Linked DNA regions of Mus musculus: region 1 is linked to region 2. The links are chromatin loops, found by intact Hi-C in ENCODE. Cell type or tissue: heart. All regions are shown on one strand. Each heading gives the region's core, and the rest is flanking DNA. Links, peaks and the distances in the headings are about the cores only. Region 1 holds the start of Mrps12 (mitochondrial ribosomal protein S12). Region 2 holds the start of Lgals7 (lectin, galactose binding, soluble 7).

Region 1 (8,080 bases), core at 81-8,080, 130 kb before region 2:
CAAGGTAAACGGAGGAGGATCTGGAGTTCAAGGTCATCCCCAGCTGTATACTGACTTCAAGGCCAGCCTGAGCTACATGAGGCCCTGTCAAAAAAGAGAGAATATCCAATAGACCAAGCTTGGGATCATAACAAAAGGAGAAAGCTACTTATAAGAAGACAGTGACTTTAAAAATTTTCTTAATCCGGGGCTGGAGAGATGGCTCAGCGGTTAAGAGCACTGACTGCTCTTCCAGAGTCCTGAGTTCAATTCCCAGCAACCACATGGTGGCTCACAACCATCTACAATGTGATCTGATGCCCTCTTCTGGAGTGACTGAAGATAGCAACAGTATACTCAAAGACATACGATAAATAAATACATCTTTAAAAAATTTTTTTTTCAATTCTGTGTTTGTCTGTGGGTACATGTCTGTGTGTGGGTATGTGCATGTGTGTGTCTGTGTGTGGGTATGTGCATGTGTGTGTCTGTGTGTGGGTATGTGCATGTGTGTGTCTGTGTGTGGGTATGTGCATGTGTGTGTCTGCGTGTGGGTATGTGCATGTTTGTGTCTGTGTGTGTCTGTGCATGTGTATGTCTGCTTGTGGGTATGTGCATGTGTGTTGTCTGTGTGTGGGTATGTGCATGTGTGTGTCTGTGTATGGGTATGTGCATGTGTGTGTCTGTGTGTAGGTATGTGCATGTGTGTGTCTCTGTATGGGTATGTGCATATGAGTGCAGGAGTCCAAAGAGGGAGCTGGAGTTACTGGTGGTTGTGAGCCACCTGACGTGAGTGCTGGGAATTGAACTTGGGTCCTCTGAAAGAGCCACACTCACCATGACTTTAGTTTGTGTAGACCAGAGGTTCTCAACCTTCCTAAATGCCGCAACCCTTTAATACAGCTCCTCAGATTGTGCTGACCCCCCACCATAAAGTTATTTTCATTGCTACTTCATAACTGTAATTTTGCTAGTTTTGAATCATAATTTAAGTATGTTTTCCAATGGCCTTAGGCAACCCTGCAGAAGGGTTGTTCAACCTCTAACGGGGTGGAGACTCACAGGTTGAAAACCACAAACACACCTGGCACACATCAGGTCAGAGCACAACTTGCAGAAGGCTTGCTTTTACCCTGGGGATCAAATTCAGGACACCAGGCTTCTTGGCAGCCATCTTTGCTCACTGAGCTGCCAGGCCAGCCCTGGACAGTGACTCTTATCTGCATATTTTGGGAATGAGTTTATTGTTAGCAGGGAACAGTGGTCACTGGGACATCTGCATCTCAGATCCAGCTCTGGGTCCCTATCCACCTGGGGGACAGGACTGTGTCTGTCCTGTCTGTCTGTACACCCTGTAGCACCCCACCTTTGCCTGCCTGGCAGCACATCTCATCAGTTCCTCAGAGGCTCCTTGCCTCCTGCCAGGTAACAACTTTTCTCCTGCCCTCTACCCCCTGTAGAGATGCCTGGCACCAGACAGGCTGTGGGGGAGCCGCCTCTAATGCCTACTCTAAATCCTTCCAATCTGCCCAATAAAACAGATGCTAAAGGGGCTGGCAGATGGCTCAGAGGTTAGAAACACAAACTGCTCTCAGAGAAAACCCGTTTGGTTTCCAGCACCCACAACAGGCAGTTCACAACCGAACCCTGGGGGGACCCAGAACGGTGGCCTCCAAGGGCATCTGCACTCACATGCACACACCCATCCCCCAAACAAAAGAACCCACATCACCTCCACACACATATGTGCACTAACCATGTGGAGCACACGGTTAATAACGTTCAGCACCTAGAACACTTCCTCTGTCAGTGACCTGTTTAGGAAGAGGGAACTGAGGTGCACAGCTTGGCATTTGCCACCACACCCGGGGACAGACACCGCACACTGAGTAACATCACAACCTGAAGATATATTTATTACAAACCCCATCCCAGCACATGAGGTCAACCTGCAAACACTGAACATGGACGCACAGGGGTACTGCCTTCCAATTCACCTTCAGTACTCTTGCAGGTTAACAACAGTCTTGCTGAATCACAGTAAGATTTGAGCCCAAGACCCGGGAGTAGGAAGAACCCGTTTCCAAGGATCGAGTGCCAGACCACTGTGAATTACTGTCATTTCTTCTTTTGCACGTGGCCGCAGTCATACTTGCCCCTCACAACTTTGAGTTTGACCCCAGGCAGGTCCTGGGTGCGACCACCCTCCACGAGGACCACGTGATGCTCCTGCAGGGTGTGGCCCTCCCCGGGGATGAAGCAGACAGCCTCTTTGCCTGTGCTGAGGCGGACTCGGCAGCACTTGCGGTTGGCGGAGTTGGGCTTCTTCGGCTTTCGGATGAATGTGCGCAACACCACACCCTTCAGCTGGGGCCGGCCCTCTGTGGGGCCCAGACGCTTAGGGGGTTCCTTCCGGGGGCCTAAGCGGTGCATCTGGTTCAGGGTGGCCATGGAACGGGCGGCCCAGAGCTGGGGAGCGAGGGCTAGGCCTGGAGAGACACAAGAGGGCCTACTAGGTTTCCGTATTCTAGATAGGAATCCAAGTCTAAGACTATTCAGTGGGGACAGATGGCTCGTGGTTAGAAGCACTTGTTGCTCCTGCAAAGGACGACCATTTGATTCGCAGCACCCACAGTGGTGGCTCACACACCTCTAGTTCCAGAGGATCTGACACACCCATGGGTTGCACTTACATACACACATTCATACAGGGGCTGGAAAGATACCTCAGTGGTTAAGAGCACTGGTTGCGGGCTGGCGAGATGGCTCAGAGGGTAAGAGCACTGACTGCTCTTTAATCCCAGCACTCCGGAGGCAGAGGCAGGCGGATTTCTAAGTTCGAGGCCAGCCTGGTCTACAGAGTGAGTTCCAGGACAGCCAGGGCTACACAGAGAAACCCTGTCTCGAAATACCATGTGAATGGAATACCCAATGCCTGCCTCCCTCAGAACACTGTGTACAAACCTGATGTCTGGGCAATGTCTAGGAACATAAAAGTTGTCCTCCAATGGGTGGCCCGTCTTAGAATTAGAAAAATAGCACGTGAATGAATAACTAAACTTCTTCTTCTTCTTTTTTTTTTTTTTTTTTTGGTTTTTTGAGACAGGGTTTCTCTGTGTAGCCCTGGCTGTCCTGGAACTCACTTTGTAGACCAGCCTGGCCTCGAACTCAGAAATCTGCCTGCCTCCCGAGTGCTGGGATTAAAGGTGTGCGCCACCACTAAACTTCTTAGCTTGGCCTTCTCACCTGTAGGGGGTGATCAATAAACACTGAAGGAATAAACACTACTGAGAGACACCTAAGCAGGGAGACATGCCAAGAAAGGAGCATTTGTTGGTATGATTGTTACACGGACATCGAGAGTGCACTTACACAAACTAAGACAGAATATCACCAGGCAATGCAATCTCAGGGATTCACCGCTATCGATGCAGGGGAGCCATGACTAAGACTGACTTAAACTCTAAGAACACAGGACCTTCCCACCTCCTGCCCCCTGAGCCGGGAGCGTGGTAGAAAACGCCTGTAACTCCAGAACTTGGGAGATTGAAGCGGTAGTCAGGAGGTCAAGGCCATCCTGTCTACAAAGTGATTTGGAAGTTGACCTGGACTACAGTGAAACCCTGTCTCCAAAATAGAAAAGGCACCGTGCTTAAAGATGATACCATCCGAAATCTGGCAAAAACACGCAAATGCCAGGGAGCTGTCCTCGTCCCTGTGGCCCATGCTCACTTACCACGACTGAGGGACGTGGTGAGGCCATAAAGAAGGCCGGGCCAGGACATCTCGCCGCCTGCAGCGTCCCTGTATTAGGAGAGAAGACATTCAGAAAGGAGGTTGGGACCAGAAACCCACTCTCAGAGCCTTCTAGAATCTCCTCTAAAACAGAAAGTCCCCTCGCAAATTCAGTCTCCTTCTGAGTAGGCCCCCAAGGACCCAACCGCCCTTGCCCGGATACTGGAAGGGGAAACTGAGGAGAGAGGAGAGATCTGGATCACAGATAACTGCACCCACCTCACCAACCTAGCGGGGTCGCACACACGCCAACCCCTACCTCCAGCCCCTTCCGGGGTTCCTCCTTAGTGATTGGCTAGATCTTTCCTGCGTCACTGAAGGGACGGGACAAGGATGACGATTGGACAATAACAGATTCTAGCTGAGTTCCATTTTCCTCATTGGAAGGGATTCTGAAGCCTGGGCGGGAAATCTCCTTGCGCGTCTGATTGGCTCGTCCATGATGAGTGACTTCTTGTTTCCACTCCAAGATGGCTGCGTCCATGGCGCGGCTTTGGTGGCCTTTCCTGGCTCGCCAGGGGCTCCGGTCCCGAGGACGCTGCGTGTGCAGCCAGAACCCAAGGAGGAGTTTCGCTACGGAGAAACGAGTCCGGAACCTCCTGTACGAACACGCACGAGAGGGCTACAGCGAGCTTCCCTACTTGGACATGGAGTCGGTGTGCGCATGCCCAGAAAAAGCCGCGCGCTCCCTGGAGCTCCGCAAGGGGGAGCTGCGGCCGGCCGACCTGCCTGCGATTGTGAGTGCGCTTGCGCCCTGAGGGAGCAGGATGCTTTACAGAACTGGGTTTACCAGATGCATTCCAGTTGTGGGAAAAACTACTCAACAGGAATTTGGGTTCCTTCCCAAGTTAGGCAATGTCTTGTGCATGACACCCACTTAGGTGCCAATGATCTAGGGAGAACTGAGGCCCTATTGAACGTCGTGGATGCCTTCTGTGACCTACATGCCCTTTTGCATGCATTTCATAATTCGACAGTTGGTATCTACTGTACTCCCAGAACCTAAATACCATTGTCTTCTGTACTCAAACTTCGTGCCGGGCTCACCCTTAGGCCACAAAGAAAAATGAGGAGGGAGGTGTGAATCAGAGGGAATTTTGGAGACAGAGCTTTGCATCCTGCTATAAACATCCTGATGGAGTTGAATGGATAAATACCTGCTAAACAGATATTTAAGGTATATCTGTTCATGTATTTATGATCCAGAGGTTAAGACTATGCGCCATAATTCTACCTTATAGGGAACTAAAATTGGGGGTCTCCATGCCGGTAGTGAATTCCGAATGTAATAGATGAATCTTCCCAACTCTGTTGCCTTGATAAAACACCATGAACAAAGCAACTTACAGAAGGATTTATTTTGGGCTTGGTAGGGAATGGCAGAATAGCAGCAGGTCACAGAGCAGTAAGCTGACAGCACACATCTTTAACCACAATCATGAAGCACAGACCTCAAACTAGATGCAGGACGAGGCTTTAAGCTCTCAAAGCCCACCTCCAGGAACATATTTCCTCCAGCAAGGCCACGCCTCCTAAGCCTCCCCAAACATCACCAGCCACTGATCATTTGACCATGTTCAAATGTCAGGATATGGGGGACATTTCTCATTCAGGTCACTACAGACTCTCACACCACCAGTCATTGTCAATCACTTTAGCCATATTTCAAGTTTTTGTCATGTTTAGTTTTTCACCAGTAAGCACTGGTGGCTAAGCCAAATAGGGCACTTCCTGCCAAACCTGATAACCGGAGTTCAATTTCCTGGTGGTAGGAGAAAACCAATTCTTGAGAGAATTGTCTTCTGACCCCTCATTTAAGCGCAAACACAAGAAAGTCACGTACATGCTTAATAATAGAAGAAAGGAGCCGGGCGGTGGTGGTGCACGCCTTTAATCCCAGCACTCGGGAGGCAGAGGCAGACAGATTTCTGAGTTCGAGGCCAGCCTGGTCTACAGAGTGAGTTCCAGGAAGCCAGGGCTATACAGAGAAACCCTGTCTTGTAAAAAAATAAATAAATAAATAAAAAATAATAATAATAATAGAAGAAAGGTCTGTCTGGGTGTGGTGATGAAGTACTCTGGAGGAGGAAGAGGCAGGCAGATCTTTGGTCTCCTTAGCAAGTTCCAGGGTACCCAGGACTACATAAGGAGACCTTATATTTACAGAAGAGCCTTATATTTACAGGGGAGATGGCTTAGCAGGTAAAGGTCCTTACTGCCAAGCTGACGACCTGAGTTCAATCCCTGGGAGAGAACTGACTTCGTATACTGTCTTCTGACATCCATGCTGCAGCCACACAAAGTAAATAAACAAGAAAGAAAAAGTTTAGTCACCTTTAAAGAGGTGACTTAGCCAGGCGTGTGTTAGTGCACTCAGAGAATGACAGGTTGATTACAAGTTCAAGGCCACCCTGGGCTGTACATAAATACACTGTCTTACAAAACTAAAAATAAATAAATAAATAAAAGAGTCACACTTCCATGATTTTCCGTTGGTTGGTCGTGATCATACCAACAGAAGTGGCTTCAAAGTAAACTGGGAAATGCATTGATTCAGGGCAACTGTGTGCCCACCCCAGCTTCTGGGTGTCATAGTGCTAATGGGAGAAGAGAGTGCCCCTCCCCCACTGCCATCCAGGTGCCTGGCAGAGGAGACTTCAGAGCAGTGGCCATTTCACTGTGGTGTTCTCCCACAGATCTCCACGTGGCAGGAGTTGAGGCAGCTTCGAGAGCAGATCCGGAGCCTGGAGGCAGAGAAGGAGGCTGTGGCAGAGGCAGTGCGGGCCCTGCTGGTGAGTGAGCATGGGGAACAGGGGTCCTGCGTTCACCGGGTTAGGCCAGAGGCAGCTAGGATGCCTCTCTGTCTGGGAATAACAGGAAACCCAATGAAAAGGGCTTGAATCATGTAGACAGTTGTTACCTAATAAAGCAAGCCACCCAGGCCTGATGTTCCTAGGCTGATAAATTAGCTCTCTTCAGCATCTCCAACCAGATTCTCTGTGTGCCCAACTTCAGTGCATAGATCGGACCCCATCCCAGTCCCAAGATGGCTGCCAGCAGGTCAGAGACAAGGTCTACCTCCAGGTCTTTTCCAAGAGCAAGGAGACCATTCCCTAAGTAGAAGCCCCTCTTGTTGCCAGAGCTCAGACACCCATGACAGTCATCAGCAGGATGGTAAGTCACTGTTGCTAGCTTAGGGCCAGTGTCCCTGCTCCTGAACTGAAAGCTGTCTAGAGAGGGACAACCTGAATGAGGTCTGTGAGGAGGAGAGAGGAGAGCACCTGGCTTCTTAACCTTCCCCCACCCACCAGCCCCCTTTTTACCAGAAACACCTCACATTTCTTACATGTTTGATTGGTAACTAGTTTACATCATTGTGCATACAGAAACCTGTACTGTTGCTGATTTTTTTTGTAACCCTAATATTCAGTTAAAGTGCCCCATATAGAGTCCACAGTTCAACATTTACAAAGCTTGATAACCAGTAGCACTCACACAGATGGCTTAGTAGGGTCCTAAAGGTGTTGGTGGCACACAGCTGTAATCCCAGCATCTGGCAGGTAGAGGTCAGAGGATCAGGAGTTCCGTATCCTTAGCTTCGGTCTTAGGCACTGTTGTGTTGCCGTGAGGAGATCCAGCAGGTACTTAACTGGGGACTGGCGTAGGGTTTTGGAAGGTTAGTCTGTTGTCATCATGGCGGGAAGCAGACAGGCATGGATGGCCGGTGCAGTGGCTGAGAGCTTTAGATTGTGATCCTCATCCCGCTGGCAGGGAGCAGACACTAGGCCTGCTGTGTGCTCTTGATACTTCGGAGCCCACGCCCAGTGGCATATCTTCCCCCAAGTCTGTGCCTACTCTAACAAAGCCAAACTTCCTAATCCTTTCAAACAGTGCATCACCTGGGGACTAAGCATGAAAACAGGAGAGCTATTGGGTCTGTTCTCCTTAAAATAACCACAGCTACATATCAGGTTCCAGGCCAGGCTGTCCTATGTGATTCCCCCAAAGGTCGTTTAAAATAATGACAGACAGGGACCGGAGAGATGGCTCAGTGGTTAAGAGCACTGGCTACTGTGAACTCAGAGGTCCTGAGTTCAATTCCCAGCAACCGCATGGTGGCTCACAACCATCTGTACTAAGATCTAATGCCCCCTTCTTCTGGCCTATGCAGATAGAGCACTCATGTACATGAAATACATAAATTAATCTTTAAAAAAAAAAAAAAAACAAGGAAAAATCCTAGCTGGGAGGTGGTGGCGCACACCTTTAATCCCAGAGCTCGGGAGGCAGAGACAGGCAGACCTCT
Region 2 (15,760 bases), core at 3,661-11,660:
CGTGGTGGTGCACGCCTTTGATCCCAGCACTCAGGAGGCAGAGGCAGGCGGATTTCTGAGTTCGAGGCCAGCCTGGTTTACAAAGTGAGCTCCAGAACAGCCAGGGCTATGCAGAAAAATCCTGTCTCGAAACCCCCCCCCCAAAAAAAAAAAAAAAAAAAAAGAGCCAACGGGTCAGGGAGTTCGCTGTGAGATTGTGTTCTCCTAGTAATATCAGAAGCCACACCCATGAAGTCTCACCAACATGGCTGCCCAAGCATGAGCTGAACAAGGACACCACCAATAGATATGCCAAAGTGGATGGAGAAAGGCCCACAAGGCCTCAGTCCTATACAAAGAACAGCAGGCAAAGGAGGAAAGCTGGGTGTGGGAGTTCCTCCTCAGAGAAGTGTTACATGACTAGAAATGGTCATCCCTGGAAATATACATATAAGCAACATTGTATCGGCTGAACAAGGTATATTTAAGAATACATATGTATATTAAAAATTATATATATATATATACATTGTGTATATACATGCAACTTACATAAATGCACATGTATACATTGTATACGTGTATACATACATGCAATAACAATTAGTGAAAAAAGAGGACATGAACTTGAGAGGGATCAGGGAGCAGTATATGCCAGGGTTTGGAGGGAGGAAAGAGAAGGGAGAAATATTGATATTGTAATCTCAAAGCAAACAAACAACACTGGGTGAGTCACCTGTAAAGCCCTGTGTGTTAGCATGTTAGTCACTCCAGGTGGGGGTGGATCTGTCTGGACCTAGCAGTAGCTAACTCACCCCATACTCCTCAGGACAGAAGGTGCAGTCATTGAGGAGGCTGGGAGAGATTACTTAGGTGGTAAAGTGCTTGCCACCCAAGCATGAGAACATGAGTTTGAGCTTGAGCACCCACATAAGAAGCAGGCATGGTGGAGCGTGTTTGTAGTCCCAGCACTGGAGATTTGGAGACAGATGGATCTCCAAGCATGGCTGGCTAGATGACCGAGCCCGATATCAAACTCCAGGCTAATGAGAGATGCTGTCTCCAAGACCTAGGTGGGTTGCCGGGTGTGGTGGGTGGTACATGTCTTTGATCCCAGCACTCAGTAGGCACAGGTAGGCAGGTATCTGTGTTCCAGACAAGCCAGGTCTACACGGTGGGACCTGGTAGAGGGATGGGGCAGGAAAGACATGACGTCAGAGGAGAGAGTCACCCAGAACATTTTATTATCAGGCCTTGAAATTTAAAAGACCGAATTTATGGCCTAGAAATGCTTATTGCACAATTAAAACATGGAAAAATGAATCCCTTGTAAAAATCATACTGTCCGCTTAAAATAATTAGTAGATTTTAATTAAATAAGTTCATAAATGGAGCTGAACACTACAAGAAGAGGCTTGCCCTTGTCAGAGACTAGAGTGTTCAACTTACTATAGTCACCATTAGAAACATTAGTTTTCATACAGGTACAGAGACCCTAACCTGTAACCCCAGCAATGGGGAGGCTAAGAAAAGAGGTTTGATAGTTCCTGGCTCACCTGCACTATAGCGGAGACCTCATCTATAAAAGAAAGAGGAGGCTGAAGAGATGGTGTCAATGGCTAAGAGCACTTGCTGCTCTTCCAGAGGACTCGGGTTCTGTTCCCAGGATCCACAAGTGACTAGAAACTGTCAGCAACTCCAGTACCAGAATACCTGGCGCCCTCTTCTGACCTCCTCAGGTACTGCACTCACATGGTGCACATATATACATGCAGGCAAAACCACCCATACACATAAAATAAACACCAACACAATCTGTCAGAGGGCTCACAAGCCTATGTAATTCCAGCTCCCGTAATCTGACGCCCTCTTTTTGTCTCCCCAGGCATTACACTTGCATGCATATATCTCTCCGCAGACACGCACTTAAACCAAAATCAAATTAAAATCTTTAAAGTTCAGGTTTTTCACCAGATCATCAATATCATTATCACTTCATTCCTTTCTTACCTTTTTCTATTTTTGTTGTTTTGTTTCAAGACACAATTTCTCTGTTTCACCCTGGCTCTGCTGGAACTTATTCTATCGTCCAGGCTGGTCTCAAACTCAAAGATATACCTGTCTCTGCCTCGCCAGAGCTGGACTTAAAGGCATGGATCACCATGCCTAGCTTCACTTCATTATTTCCACTGTGTACAAAAAAATAATAAAAATTATGACAGACCAACATTGACGAGTGGAGCCTTGGGTTTTGAGTCCCCACAGCTGAGCTGGGGCTGTCGATGCCGGTGTACCTGTCTAGTGTGGACAAAGCTCTGGGTTCAGCATTGCACCAACCAGTTGTGATAGCACAGCACATCCTAGCATTTGGGAGGTTGCAGCAGTAGGACCAAGAATTCAAGGCCATCCTTGGCTAATTAGGAAGTTCAAGGCTAGCCTGGGCTACATGAAATTGTTGTTTAAAGCTAACCCAAACCAAAGCAACCTCCCTTTAGCTCCCCCAAACCTCAAGGACCCATTTGTTAGATTCCTTCTTAGTCCAGAGCATTTTTTCATAAAAATAGACCCAGTGAATAAATGCATTCACTAATGAATTAAAAATGATAAAATGAACACGTTCAGAGCTTGCAGCGAGACAGTCAAACTCAATCACCGATGCAGCACATCTCAGTTCCCAGAAAGGAGATAGATGCAGGAAATTGATAAAGGATGGAGCGCAACACTCTTACCAATCACCAAAGGCAAGTTCAGATCTGTGAAGAAGGTGTACGTGAACTTCCATCCAGCCCTGATGAAGAAAACGAGAGGCCAGCCGTGGGAACCAGCAACCACAAACAGAACGAGGTGCAGGCAAGTGTCAGGCGGTGATTTATACAGAGCGTGAAGCTAAAATAATGGGAGCCACAATTATCAGCCTAACTGTGACAAACGGGTGGTGGTGTAACATGAAACCTGATGTCCCCTTGTTCTGCCCTGTGATGGGTCCTTGTCCTGTGGAAACCCAAGGCAAGAACCTTCGAACCTCACTCTAAGTAGCTCCTCTCAAACCCAAGTTTTCTTGTTTGTTTGTAAAGAGTTTTAAAGTGTGTGTGTGCCCCATGTGTGTGTGAACCTGAAGAGGCCACAAAAAGGCATCAGATTCTCTGGACCTGGAGTTTCAGGAGGTTGTAAGGTCCCTGATGTGGGTGCTGGGAACTGAACTTGGGTCCTCTGTAAGAACAGCAGTGTTTTTTTGTTTGTTTGTTTGTTTTTGTTTTGTTGTTGTCGTGTTTTGATTTTTTTGTTATGTGTGTGTGTGTGTGTTTAGACAGGGTTTCTCTGTGGAGCCCTGGCTGTCCTGGAACTCATTCTCCAGACCAGGCTGGCCTCGAACGCACAGAACTGCTTTTTTTTTTGCCTTCCTAGTGCTGGGATTAAAAGCATGCCTCACCACTGGAAGGAAGGAAGGAAGGAAGGAAGGAAGGAAGGAAGGAAGGAAGGAAGGAAGGAAGGAAGGAAGGAAGGAAGGAAGGAAGGAAGCCAGTTGCTGTTGTTTGAGACCGTGTTTTCCAGCCCGCGTTGGCTTCAAATGACCTCGTGCTGACTCTCTCGCCTTCACCTCCCACGCGCTGGTTTCCAGGTGGAGCAATCAGGTCCATCTCCAGCCTGTCTTCTCCAGGGCTCCTCCCCCAGCATCGCAGCGCCCACGTTTCTCTGGCATCTTCTGTGCCCTCTCTGGGCCACCTCACGGGATTCCTTGATGTGTATTCTAGGGTTGTGTGTGTTGCGGGCGTGGGGGGGGGGTCTGAATATGGGAAACTGGGACAGAGAAGCAGGAGAGGTAGCAAGTTCCTAATCTCCAAGGCAACTTTCCACTCCCAGCATGCATCTGGCCTCCGGCTCTGCCACCTGCTGGGTGGGGCAGGAGTAGGGTGGTGGGGATAGGGATGGGAAAGATCTTTCAGGAAGGCTGCTGGGCTGTTAGGAGTGGTAACTGCTCAGCGCTCCCACCCTCCCTTTGCCTGCCTTCCAGAAATTTCTCTTTCATTCTTTATGAGTCACCCCTACACACACCCACACACACATACACACACACACACACACACACACACACTTTCTCTATTTCTCTAGAGTGCTGGTCTAGGGAGACTAAAACTCAGGCTATTGGAAGTTTCCCCAATGTGTTTCATTTGATCTGGGTGGTGACTGGCAGCCCGGGACACCCACCAACCCATATTCCATCACACTCTCATTGGATGGGAAGGTGGGCTCAGTTCCAAGGAGGAGCTGATAGAGACCTGAAGAAGAAAAGTAGGAACCACTGAGAAGAGAGAGGGAGAGAGAGAGAGAGAGAGAGAGAGAGCGAGAGAGCAGAGCGCTGATCTTGATCTTTGGGCAAATTGTTCCCATGAGCACTGTTTCCTGTACGTCAGTACAGTGGCTCGATATACTCCACATATCCTGGTAAGGTTCAGACACACATCTGGACACCCAGAGGTCTCAGCAGCCTGGCCACTGTTAGTGAAACTTCATTATTTGACCCTCCGTTACTGGCCACTCCATTACTGACCACTTCAAACGTGCCAACACACTCTTGGTAACCTGGGGGGTAGGGTGGGGGCACAGCATAGGATAAAAAGGAATAGCGGGTTTCCTGGGGACCCCATTGAGTTATTATGCCTGTCTTTGACGGCAGAAGCAGAGGTGGCCAGGACAAAGCAGAGCAGCCTGCGCTCCAGGGAAGAGGCTCCTTTCAGAAAGGGTGGAGGCTGATGCTTGCGCAGCCTTTCTGGATCCACTAGATCTCCAGGGGAGTCCAGTGTCTGACAGGGCGGTAGGGGTATGAAAGGGGAGGTGAGAAGAGCACAGGGCAAACCTCCCCAGTCTTGGTATTAAAGGTTGTCCCTATCTCTAAGCCTAGGAAAAGGGGAGAGGGAGCTGGTGTGTGGGGGCAGGGCAGGAGGAGACTCGCCCGGCCTTGACAGCTTTGCCTTAGGGCAGGGGTCTGTGCCAGCTGTGGGCGTTGGATGGAAAGGGAGGAGCTGAACCACTACCTTGCCTTTACTTAAGGTCCCCTCCCACAGCGACTGGCCACATTGTTGCTGTATTGCTGTGCCCGCCATGTCTGTAAGTATACTGGGGCCCAAGCTGGGGAAACGGGGCTTTGGGACAAGGCCAAGTCTGGAAGCTGGGACTAGCTTAAACCTCCCCTTCAAAGCAAAAAACGGGTATCAGGAGAGCTGGCTGCTATCTCTTGGGTTTCACCAGCACGTCCTGATAGGTTGTCTCCCAGCTGGCTTTGCTTTCTTCTAACTGCATTGTCTCTGTCAGGTCTGTGTGCCTGTCTCTGCCTCTCCGTTAATCTGCATCCCTCTTGGTTTCTGCCTGGTCCCTGGAGTTCCTAGCTGGGGCTGACCAGTCTGTTTCTTTGTCTCCCTGGTTCTCATTCTTGCCCCACCCAATTCTTACAGGCTACCCAGCACAAGACCTCCCTGCCTCAGGGCGTCCGCGTGGGCACTGTCATGAGAATTCGAGGCATGGTCCCTGACCAGGCTGGCAGGTGATATCCCAGGTTCCAGGGGAAAGGGTGGGTGGGGCATCTCCTGGCTCAGTTGAACCCTGGTTCTTAGAGCCCACATATGGTGTCCCTGGAACCTTGTTTGCCATGTGGAGTCTTGGAGTCCCTATTGCTAGCTTAATTTGGATATTTTCACTGATGTTCCCCAAGACTTGTGGGTGGGTGTGCCCAAGTCTCCCTAAAAATGTAGGCTTCTAGAACAATAATAAGAATCCCTGGTTAGTCCTACGATCTCCATGTCCAGTTTTCCAGGACAATGAAAATCTCTCTTGGATCTTGAAGCTACCCTGGATGCCCAGGGTACCCGGTCATCAAGTCCATGACCTACTAAAATTGAGACCTTGGGCTTTGTGGGAATATTGATAACCTGGAATAGTGGGGTCCCTTGCTATTAACTCTGCTTATCTGGAGTGCGATTCCCTGAACCCCACTCAGGCACAGCAGGCCATCCCACAACCTAGGACAGCTCCAGGCTCTGGAAATGAGGGGGATCCTGGCTACAAACACAGGGACTCCCTATGGGTGTGGGTGTGCCGGTGGAACCACATAACTTGCACATGGTGGTTGCTGATCTTTGAGGCTTACTGTCCCCGAAGGTTCCATGTAAACCTGCTATGCGGTGAGGAGCAAGGAGCAGATGCCGCCTTGCACTTTAACCCGAGGCTGGACACTTCCGAGGTTGTCTTCAACACCAAAGAACAAGGCAAATGGGGCCGTGAGGAGCGAGGCACCGGCATCCCCTTCGAGCGTGGGCAGCCCTTTGAAGTGCTCCTCATCGCCACAGAGGAAGGCTTCAAGGTGGGTCTTTGAAGGAGAACACTCCAGACCCAGGTCTAGAGCCAAATGCTGGGGACTGAGCTGTCGAGGATGGCGGGAAAGCCCTTGGGGTACTGGAACCCCAGGCCCAGACCTGACACGGGCCTCCAGAGACCCTCTCCAGGTCTGCTTCTAAGAGCGACAAAACAGAGATCAAGAGCCAAGTGCTCAGGGACTGGGTGTCCTAGCAGTACATTGTGTCCCATTACAATGGACAACAGACCCATTTTCCTTCTGGGGAGAGGGAGGCTTGGGTGTAGTTAGCCTCTTCCGGGGCCACAGACCGGGACCCGCATCCAGTCTTAACTTGGTCTCTCACCCTGCAGGCTGTGGTCGGGGATGACGAATATCTCCACTTCCACCACCGGATGCCGCCCGCGCGCGTGCGCTTGGTGGAGGTGGGCGGAGACGTGCAGCTGCATTCAGTGAAGATCTTCTAAGCAAGGACCCAAGGGCGTGGCGGGTAGGGGTGGGGGTGTAGGATCGCAGAGGAGGGTTTTGGATGGCGAATAAAGTGTAGCTGTAGTTCTGACTGTGCCTGTGTCCTTTATGTGTGACTGAAGAAATTGAGACTCAGAGAAAAACATAGTAACCCAGGGGCAAAGTGAGCCTGTGTCTGAGACGCTGTTCAGGACTTGCTGCGCAGGGGCCCAGTAGGGTTTCCTTTGGGGAGCGATCAGGTATGGGGTGGGAGTGGGGGTAAAAAGTCAGGCTGTGTAACCCAGGTCGGTTAAATTGTGGCCACTCCCTTGTCTCAGCCTCCCAAGTACTGGCAGAAATTACAGGGAGTACGATCACACCAGTTACTTTATAAGTGTGTGTGTGAGAGGCAGGCGGATTTCTGAGTTCGAGGCCAGCCTGGTCTACAAAGTGAGTTCCAGGACAGCCAGGGCTATACGGGGAAACCCTGTCTCGAAAAAAAAAACAATCCCCCCCCCCAAAAAAATGTGTGTGTGTGTGCGCGCGCACGTCTCTCTCTGTCTGTCAGTCTGTCTGTCTGTCCGTCTCTGGTAGGTGTACATAAATGAAAAGGGTGGTGTTACAAGGAGTTGTGAGGTGTCCGACGTGGGTACTGAGAACTGAACTCAGGTCTAACGCAAAAAGCATCAAGTGCCTTTTGCACAGCAAGCCGTTGTGTTCCGGCGGCTTGCTAACATTTGGGGGTACTGTTATACTACACTATGTCATCTTTATAAAGGCCACCAAAATACCTCCTTTTGAAAAAGGGGAAATGCTGGGCCTGGTGGCTCACGCCCGTTAGTTACCTCAGCACTTGGTAGGCTGAAGCAGAACAATTGCCCGGAGTTCCAGGCCAGCCTGGGATACAGAATTGTCTCAATAAGTAGTTAGATAAATTAGTTAATTAAATGACAAGGGGGGGTTCCATTTTATCTCTCTCATCTGGACATCCCAAACTTACGACTTCCTGGGCTTCCTGGAGGTGCCAGGGCAGGCAGGGATGGGCATCTCCCACAGGATGGAGCCTCTCCCAGCCTGGAAACAGGTCGCCACTCGCACACCCCCAGGGCAGACGCAATGTCTCCAGCAGATGTTACTCTGAGCTGGGCGGGGCGTAGCGAGCAGGTCCCCATCGCAGTCATGCACCCCTTGGACACAGGTCGTGCGGTCCTGAATTGACGATCCCGACCAACTTCCCTGGCCCTGCCATAAATAAGCGATTTCCGTGGCCGGGCACAGCCACGGTTTATTTTCAGGCTCCGACAGGGAAGCACCAGATGCGGGGCCCCGGAGCCAACACCGCTCTCGCTGGAGACCAGGAAGCCCTCCCTGTGGCCTCCACTTTAGGCAGCAGGTTGGAGCTCCACGTTGGCCTTCTTTCTAGAACTTTCTTCCAGAGACACGCCCAAGAGGGACAGGCCACAGATCTGTGCCCAGGCCTAGAGCACAAACGACAGTTCCCCCTGGTGGCCACTGTCCATCTTATCACCTGGATCAACGCGGGCGCAGGAAACTCCCTAGAATCTCTGAGGCCTCAGTGGGACCCTGGAGGCCAGATCCTCAGGGTCCTGTTCTTCTTCTACCCAAGGTTTTCTGCCCTTGGGGCCTTCCGCTGGAGACCCTTCACCTTGCCCGCACCCTGAATACCCAAAAGCCGCGCTATGGACGGGCGCCCCCTAGTGGTAGAAAAGAATTCTGGCAACACCGAAGCAATGTTCCGAGTTAATTCTTTTTTTTTTTTTTTTTTTTTTTTTTTAAGATTTATTATATCTGCCAGGCAGTGGTGGCGCACGCCTTTAATCCCAGCACTTGGGAGGCAGAGTCAGGTGGATTTCTGAGCTCGAGGCCAGCCTGGTCTACAAAGTGAGTTCCAGGACAGCCAGAGCTATACAGAGAAACCCTGTCTCGAAAAAACCAAAAAAAAAAAAAAAAAAAAAAAAAAAAAAAAAAAAAAAAAAAAAAAAAAAAGATTATATCTAAGTACATTGTAGCTATGTTTAGACACACCAGAAGAGGGCGTCAAATCTCATTACGGATGGTTGTGAGCCACCATGTCGTTGCTGGGATTTGAACTCAGGATCTTCAAAAAGAGCAGTCAGTGCACTTAACTGCTGAGCCATCTCTCCAGCCCTCTTTTTCTTTTTAAAGTAAATTTAATTTATTTTGTTTGTTATTGTGTATGGTGTGTTTTTGTGGCACACGCCTTTAATCTCAGCACCTGAGAGGCTGATGCAGGCAGACGCCAGCCTGGTCTACAGAGTGAGTGAGTTCCAGGATGGCCGGTGCTTTCTCAGAAAAGAAAAAAAAATTCCTTTACCACTTTTCAGCTTATTAATGAATAAGTCTCAGATAGTCTTCCAGCTCCTTGTTCTTTCCTGCTGGGAGGGTGGCTAGTCAGCTTGCTCTGAGGAGCCTATGATCATCTGCCTTCTATAGGAGCCCTGCCAAACGCACCCGGCTTTTATGTAGGTTCCAGAAGACGGTATTTTGATCATCTTCATCACGCAGGCACCTTAAATACTAACCATCTTCCATGTCCCTTAATGAGTGAATTATTAAATGAGTGAATTATTACTTATTTATTGTTTTGGAGGCAGGACTCACTGTAGCGTCTGTCTGGCCCAGAATATATATTCTGAACTCAGATCTCTGAGTTCAAAGCCAGCCTCGTCTACAGATCGAGTTTCAGGATAGCCAGGGCTACTCAGAGAAACCTTGCCTCGATAGGCAGAAATAAATCAAAATAGAAAACTAAATGAGTAATCAAATCAAACAAAAAACGATGTCCCTTTGAGAAATATTCAAAATAGAATGCTAACTAAGCAGCGGTCTTGGCACAGTGGGGAATGGGGTCTGTGCACCTTGCTGCAGTAGATAGCAGTAAACCACTGATGTTTCTAAACACTCTCAGGAGCTGGAGAGATGGCTCAGTGCCTGAGAGTACATACCTGCTCTTGCAGAAGACCTACGTTCATTTTTCAGTACCCATGTCAATAATATGAGCTCAAAACATCGGCCCCAGGGATCCATCTCCTTTTTCTGGCCTCTGGCACATGAATGTATATGCAAACATCTACACACATGCATGTGTTAAAAAACAAAAATGGGCAGGGCATGGTGGTCCATGCTTTCAATCCCAGCAATTGGGAGGCAGAGGTAGGTGGATCCTTGTGAGTTCTAGGCTATGTAATGGGATGCTATTAAAAAGAAAAAAAGGAGGGGGCTGGAGAGATGACTCAGCGGTTAAGAGCACCGACTGCTCTTCTGAAGGTCCTGAGTTCAAATCTCAGCAGCCACATGGTGGCTCACAACCATCCATAATGAGATCTGATGCCCTCTTGTGGAGTGTCTGAAGACAGCTACAGTGTACTTACATATAATAAATAAATAAATCTTTTAAAAAAAAGAAAGAAAGAAAAAAGGAAATAGAAAAAAGGGGGAAATTTTCAAAACACACGCTGTGCTCCAAGTTTTCACAGAGGGGGTCTTCCCTCTGCAGACTTTGAGATGTATTCACATTAGCTAACTTCCCCCAGGCCTCCAGGTAAGTGGCAGTGTGGTCTCCGAGCTGCTTTTAGCTCCAGGAATCACACCAGTCATAGTGACATCCCTGAGTCCCTACTGTGTATTAGTCCCCAGTTATGAGTGTTCTTAGAAGAAAACAAATAGTATTTAAAATCTTTTTTTTGCTGGGCGTGGTGGCACTCGCCTTTAATCCCAGCACTTGGGAGGCAGAGGCAGGCGGATTTCTGAGTTCGAGGACAGCCTGGTCTACAAAGTGAGTTCCAGGACAGCTAGGGCTACACAGGGAAACCTTGTCTTGAAAAAAAAAAAAAAAAAAAAAAAAAAAGAACAACTTTTTTTTTTTTTTTTAGTTATTTAATGTGAATGAGTATTCCTGCACCTGTGTCTGGGTATCACACCCATGCCCGGAACCCTCAGAGATCAGAGAGATCATCAGATTTCCTGGAACTGAAGTTATAGACAACTTCAAGTCACTAAGTGGATGCTGGGACTCTGCCCACTGAGCCACACTCCCCAGTCCTATGGTTAGCCCTTTCAGTTTGGGGGGTTTTGTTTGTTTTTGTTGTTGTTTTTCCCAAAACAGGGTTTCTATATGTGGCTCTTGCTACCCTAGAACTTGTTCTGTATACCACACTGGCCTTGAACTCACAGAGCTCCTCCTGCCTCTGCCTCCTGAGGATTAAAGATGTGCACCACCACCACCACCACCACCACCACCACCACGCCCCTTTCAGGTTGGTGTTTTTTGTTTTTTTTCTAAAATAGATTTATTATTTTTATTTTATACGCGTGAGTGTTCTACCTGTATGCATGCGTGTGAACCAGGCTGGTCTCAAGCTCACAGTGATCCTCTCCAATCCTCCTGCCTCAGCCTTTCGAGCACTGGGATCGTGGGTATACACCACATCTAGCAGAAAGTTGTAGACAACGTATATTTGACCTGGCTTTTTCATCCTGTTTAAGGATATATCGGTTATCTATTACTGCATAACAACAAGCCCCCCCCCCCCCCCGAGAACTTACCACTGATTATCTTACTTGATACCTGAGGTTAGGAATTTGGGAGTGACTCTGCGTGGTGGCTCAGGACTGCTCATGCCAGTGGAGCTTACAATCCTATAAAAGAGAGAGTGGTGCACTGAGGATGGAGGCCCAGTTTGCCCCACTTCCTATGGCTCACATGCTAAGAATGAGTTTTCCAAGCTTAAATAGCTAGAGAGAGAAAAAAAAATCAAAGACAACTTCCATTATGTGATACTGAAAATTATATGACTTCACACTTTGGTGTTCACAAATAAAGTTTTATTGGCACTGAGCCACGCTCATTCTGTCGCGTTATCTAGTGGCTGGTATCTTGCTTCACCAGCGTTGCAACATTGTGGCATCGCCCACAGTGCTTTAAACGCTTGCCTCACCCATCGTGCCTTGCGCTTATGTACTCAAGCCAATCCCGGTACAGAGGTGCGCAGTCCTTCCAAAGAGCTAGCTGATGCTGTAGGGTCTAACTCTAAGAAGACGCTCAGACACGGGTCTTTTTCTTTGTTTGTTTGTTTGTTTTGTTTTGTTTTTTTGAGACAGGTTTTCTCTGTATAGCCCTGGCTGTCCTGGAACTCACTTTGTAGACCAGGCTGGCCTCGAACTCAGAAATCTGCCTGCCTCTGCCTCCCGAGTGCTGGGATTAAAGGCGTGCGCCACCACGCCCAGCAGAAAGCTCGAGCTTTTCCTAGGAGGTACAAGAAGTGGCTGCATCCCCAGAGAGGCTGCCCGGGGCAAAAGCCGAGATGTTTTGTGTAGCCTCGTCTTAGACATGGTGTAATCCCCTCTGCCAGCTTGTCATCACCTGTACCAACCTTGGTATGATTTGGGAGACGAACACTGCCTGTTCCGCAGCTTAGGAGGTCACCACGGACCTGGCTGCCACAGACAACCTCTGAGATTTTGTTGTTGTTGTTGTTTCTCTTTTTCGAGAAGGGCTTTTCTGTGTAGCTCAAGTTGGCCTCAAATTCAGTCTTGGTACAATTTCCTGGGTGTTGTGACTAAAGACGCATGCTACCATCATGTATTTAATAGCTGTTTCCAACCTGTGTGTTGGCATAGGACTTCAATCTCAGTACCGGGGGAGGCAGAGGCAGACGTATGCCTGTGCATTTAAGGCCAGCCTGATCTACATAGCCACTTCCAGGCCAGCCAGGGCCACACACAAAGAGACCCTGTTAAGAAAAAAAAAAGCTGTGGGCTGCAGAGATGGCTCAGTGGTTAAGAGAACTGACTGCTCTTCGAGAGGTCCTGAGTTCAATTCCCAGAAACCACGTGGTGGCTCACAACCATCTATAATGGGATCGGATGCCCTCTTCTGGTGTGTCTGAAGACAGCAACAGTGTACTCATATAAATTAAATACATCTTAAGAAAAGAAAGGAAAGGAAAAGAAAAGAAAAGAAAGGGAAAGAAAAGAAAAGAGAAAAGCTGTCTAGGGGCTTAACAGTGTGTATCATCTTTATGAGTCTGATTTCACTCCAGGAAGATGCAGCAGCCTGGGTCTAAAGTCTTCCTTTCCTTTCTCTTTTGTTCTACATCATCACAGACATAGATCACAATGACATACGTTATTTCAAATATAAATATCCATTTTAATTTAGCTTGTGTACGTGCCTGCCAAAATATGCGCATGGGAGTCAGAGGACAATTTGCAGGAGTTGGCTCTCTCCATCTCTTAGGGATCAAACTCAAGCCAGCAAGCTTGGCAGCAAGCGCCTGACCCCCTTTATAGTTGCTGAGACGTGATTGGCTGGCCTGGGTGCCCCAGAGATGTGCTTGTCTACATGCCTGGCAAGAGCAGCAGCCCTCAGCTTGTAGGGGTGTTCTCAGGTCCCCAGAAAGCACTTACCTAGTGAGGTATCTCCCCAGCCTTCCTAGGCTTTTTAAGACTTTTTTTTTTCCAGGTAGATCTCTGGGTTCAAGGCCAGCCTGGTTTTCAAAGCGAGTTCCAGAACAACCAGGGTTACCCAGAGAAACCCTGTCTTGAAAACCAACAATGACAACAACAAAAGTTGTTCTGTTTTGTTTGAGACAGGGTCTCTCTCTTTAACCCTGGCTATCCTGGAACTGACTATCATTACGGGGTACCCACCAGAGAAGACTACTCGGACCTGATTTAAGCCAATAGGAAGTCTTTATTAGGCAGTAGGCGACTGCAGCGGGTGTTCCAGATCCCAGGGTAGCACTGAGCCTTTCTCAGAGTGAGCTTTTAAGTACAAAAACCACATCTCGGATTGACTTGCTTCAGCTAACAAGAACTGTTAGCCAGAATCAAAAGTGCAGGAGCCAAAGGCAAGGTTAGCACATTTAGAGGCTTTCCCAGAACTGCAGGCTCTCTGGGATTAGCTGTTCACTTTACCTTAGGCAGGTGCTGCTGTCTATGTTCTGAATGGGAGTCAGTCGGGCTGAGGTCTGGGGGCTTCTTACAACCTCCAGCGATCCTAGCGAATGAGTCAAATCACGAGCGCATCCTGTTTTAAAGAACTGTAGTTGGCCCTCCGGCTGCTAATTTTACTGAACTGATACATACTTGGCCATATCATTTAAGATGCAGGGCAGCCACTGTTAATCCAATCAGAATAAGAATTCACAGCTCAGCCCTGGCTGAGAGCAGAGCGGTTGGCCAGAACGCAGAGAACAGAACTGATGCCAATGATCTGACTTAGGGTTTTGTCTCCTCTTTTTGAGCTTTTTCTTTTCTTTTTAAAATTTATTTATTTATTTCATGTATGTGAGTGCACTGTTGCTGTCACTGTCTTCAGACACACCAGAGGAGGGCATCGGATCCCCATTACAGATGGCTGTGAGCCACCATGTGGTTGCTGGGATTTGAACTCAGGACCTTTGGAAGAGCAGTCTGTGTTCTTAACCACTGAGCCATCTCTCCAGCCCCTTGAGCTTTTTCTGAGCCATGAGATTTTTTTTCTTTTTATTACCCCCAATCAACTAGCATAGAAACAATGGGCTTTCCCCAAAGCCAGACACAGTTTCCTTTATCTCAGGAGAAGTGAGTCTAAGCCTCTCCAGGTTTGTAGGATCGTTTCTGCAAGCGAGTGGAAGTGCTATGCTGATACCTCTAGGTCCTGATCAACCTGTCTACTCAGTTTGGAAAGCATCAGAAGAGGCACATTTAGTCAAATCATTGGTTCATGCCCACCACGCAGTCTCAGGGACTCAGAAACACTGCTGCCGTCCATATGAATGAACCCACGAGGCAGAACGGCACACATCAGAATACGGGACGTGCTTAGGTTAAACGTTTTGGATATTAGACAGGTTTTGGCCCCTTAAAAGTCCTCTCACTTTAATCTGGGCTGCCCCAAGTCACAGCGACTTTTGTCAGTCACTGGGCTGACAGTCTGGTTTGTTCCTATCCTGAGGTGGTATGTGGTCTCAGTGTCTTAAGCATCCCCAGTGATCTTGGCTGATTTAAGTCTGGGAATAATTAACTCTCATCCCCAGGAGCCCTTCCTGTGGCAGAGTCTGAATCCCCAGGTTTTTCCTGTTTTCCAAAGGTCAGAATCTTTTTAAAGGAATTTTTCAGTTCAATTTCAGTTTTATAACCCCAATTTTTGAAATGGAAACTCAAAAATTGCTTCTGGCAACTAAGAAGTCCAGTCACAGGGCATGCATAGATTGTCAACTCCGTATTCCTGTCTCAAAAATAAGTTCAAGGCCAGCCTGGTTTACAAAGTGAGTTCCAAGACAGCCAGGGCTATGTGCAGAGAGACCCTGTCTCGAGACCACCCCCCCAATAATAAATTTCTATATAATAGTATCTTTTATGGGCCTGATGTAATTGTTGTCTCCGAGGTTTACTGCCTCTGTCTGCTGCTAACCTAGACCTAGTCCTGGAAGCTTCTAGCCTCTGTACAATCTTATCTAGGCCTAGAATGTTTTCAGCTTCTAAGTCTTAACTGCAAAATAAGCTCAACCGTTCTAGTTCTTTCTGATCTCTAGCTGCCTATTCAACTCAGCTGATCTGGCTCAAAACTCAGCTGATCTGGCTTCTCTCAGCTTCTCTTGAATTGCTCTGCTAGGCCTCAAAATAACTTTTGTAATCTGTTCTAATCTTCTGGCTCCAACTCATTCTCTGGCTCATTCAGTCTTCACCTGTGTCTAATTTGTTCTCTCTTTGCAACCTGTCTCTGTACAACTGTCTCAGTAAAAATCTATTTCTCTCTCTCTCTCTCTCTGCATTGCCCCTTAAGTAGCTTCTATTTCTTCTCTCTCTTCACTAGAGTTGGGCAGATCCTATTCTGTCAAATCTTTCTCTGATAAATCACTTTGTCTGCCACTCAATTAGACATCACTTTCAAACATGGGTGCTTCCTTCTACAAACTAACTTTACCTTCATTCTTTGGGATTAAAGCTGTGTACTGAAGA

What was found. A loop is a pair of places that touch in the nucleus more often than their neighbours do. Peaks named below come from ENCODE experiments on the same cell type or tissue, not always from the same donor. Only the 100,000 strongest peaks of a DNase experiment are listed, where the experiment ranks them.
Region 1: a loop joins it to region 2, with 13 times the contacts of the local background. A loop is called at or near these places in 1 of 42 quality-filtered maps.

The regions. Positions count from the first base shown.
Region 1 is chr7:28,737,772-28,745,851 of GRCm38, forward strand. Fbxo17 (F-box protein 17) reads left to right here. Exons shown (of 7, transcript NM_015796.2): 7 at 1-373. It overlaps Mrps12 (mitochondrial ribosomal protein S12), which reads right to left and starts at 4,050. Exons shown (of 3, transcript NM_011885.5): 1 at 3,994-4,050; 2 at 3,716-3,783; 3 at 1,870-2,468. The coding sequence starts at 3,764. The coding sequence ends at 2,098. It overlaps Sars2 (seryl-aminoacyl-tRNA synthetase 2), which reads left to right and starts at 4,197. Exons shown (of 16, transcript NM_023637.3): 1 at 4,197-4,511; 2 at 6,471-6,566. The coding sequence starts at 4,245. In heart, for the core only: a CTCF peak has its summit at 4,476 (motif pointing right); a DNase peak (open chromatin) is centred at 4,150; H3K4me3 peaks cover 2,015 bases; H3K27ac peaks cover 1,596 bases.
Region 2 is chr7:28,859,402-28,875,161 of GRCm38, forward strand. It overlaps Lgals7 (lectin, galactose binding, soluble 7), which reads left to right and starts at 4,985. Exons shown (of 4, transcript NM_008496.4): 1 at 4,985-5,085; 2 at 5,430-5,518; 3 at 6,133-6,334; 4 at 6,679-6,883. The coding sequence starts at 5,080. The coding sequence ends at 6,792. Gm10648 (a long non-coding RNA gene) reads right to left here. Exons shown (of 3, transcript XR_881920.1): 2 at 11,375-11,452; 3 at 11,144-11,290. In heart, for the core only: CTCF peaks have their summits at 6,694, 8,341, 8,547 and 10,154 (motif pointing left); DNase peaks (open chromatin) are centred at 6,740 and 8,250; H3K4me3 peaks cover 1,506 bases; H3K27ac peaks cover 2,644 bases.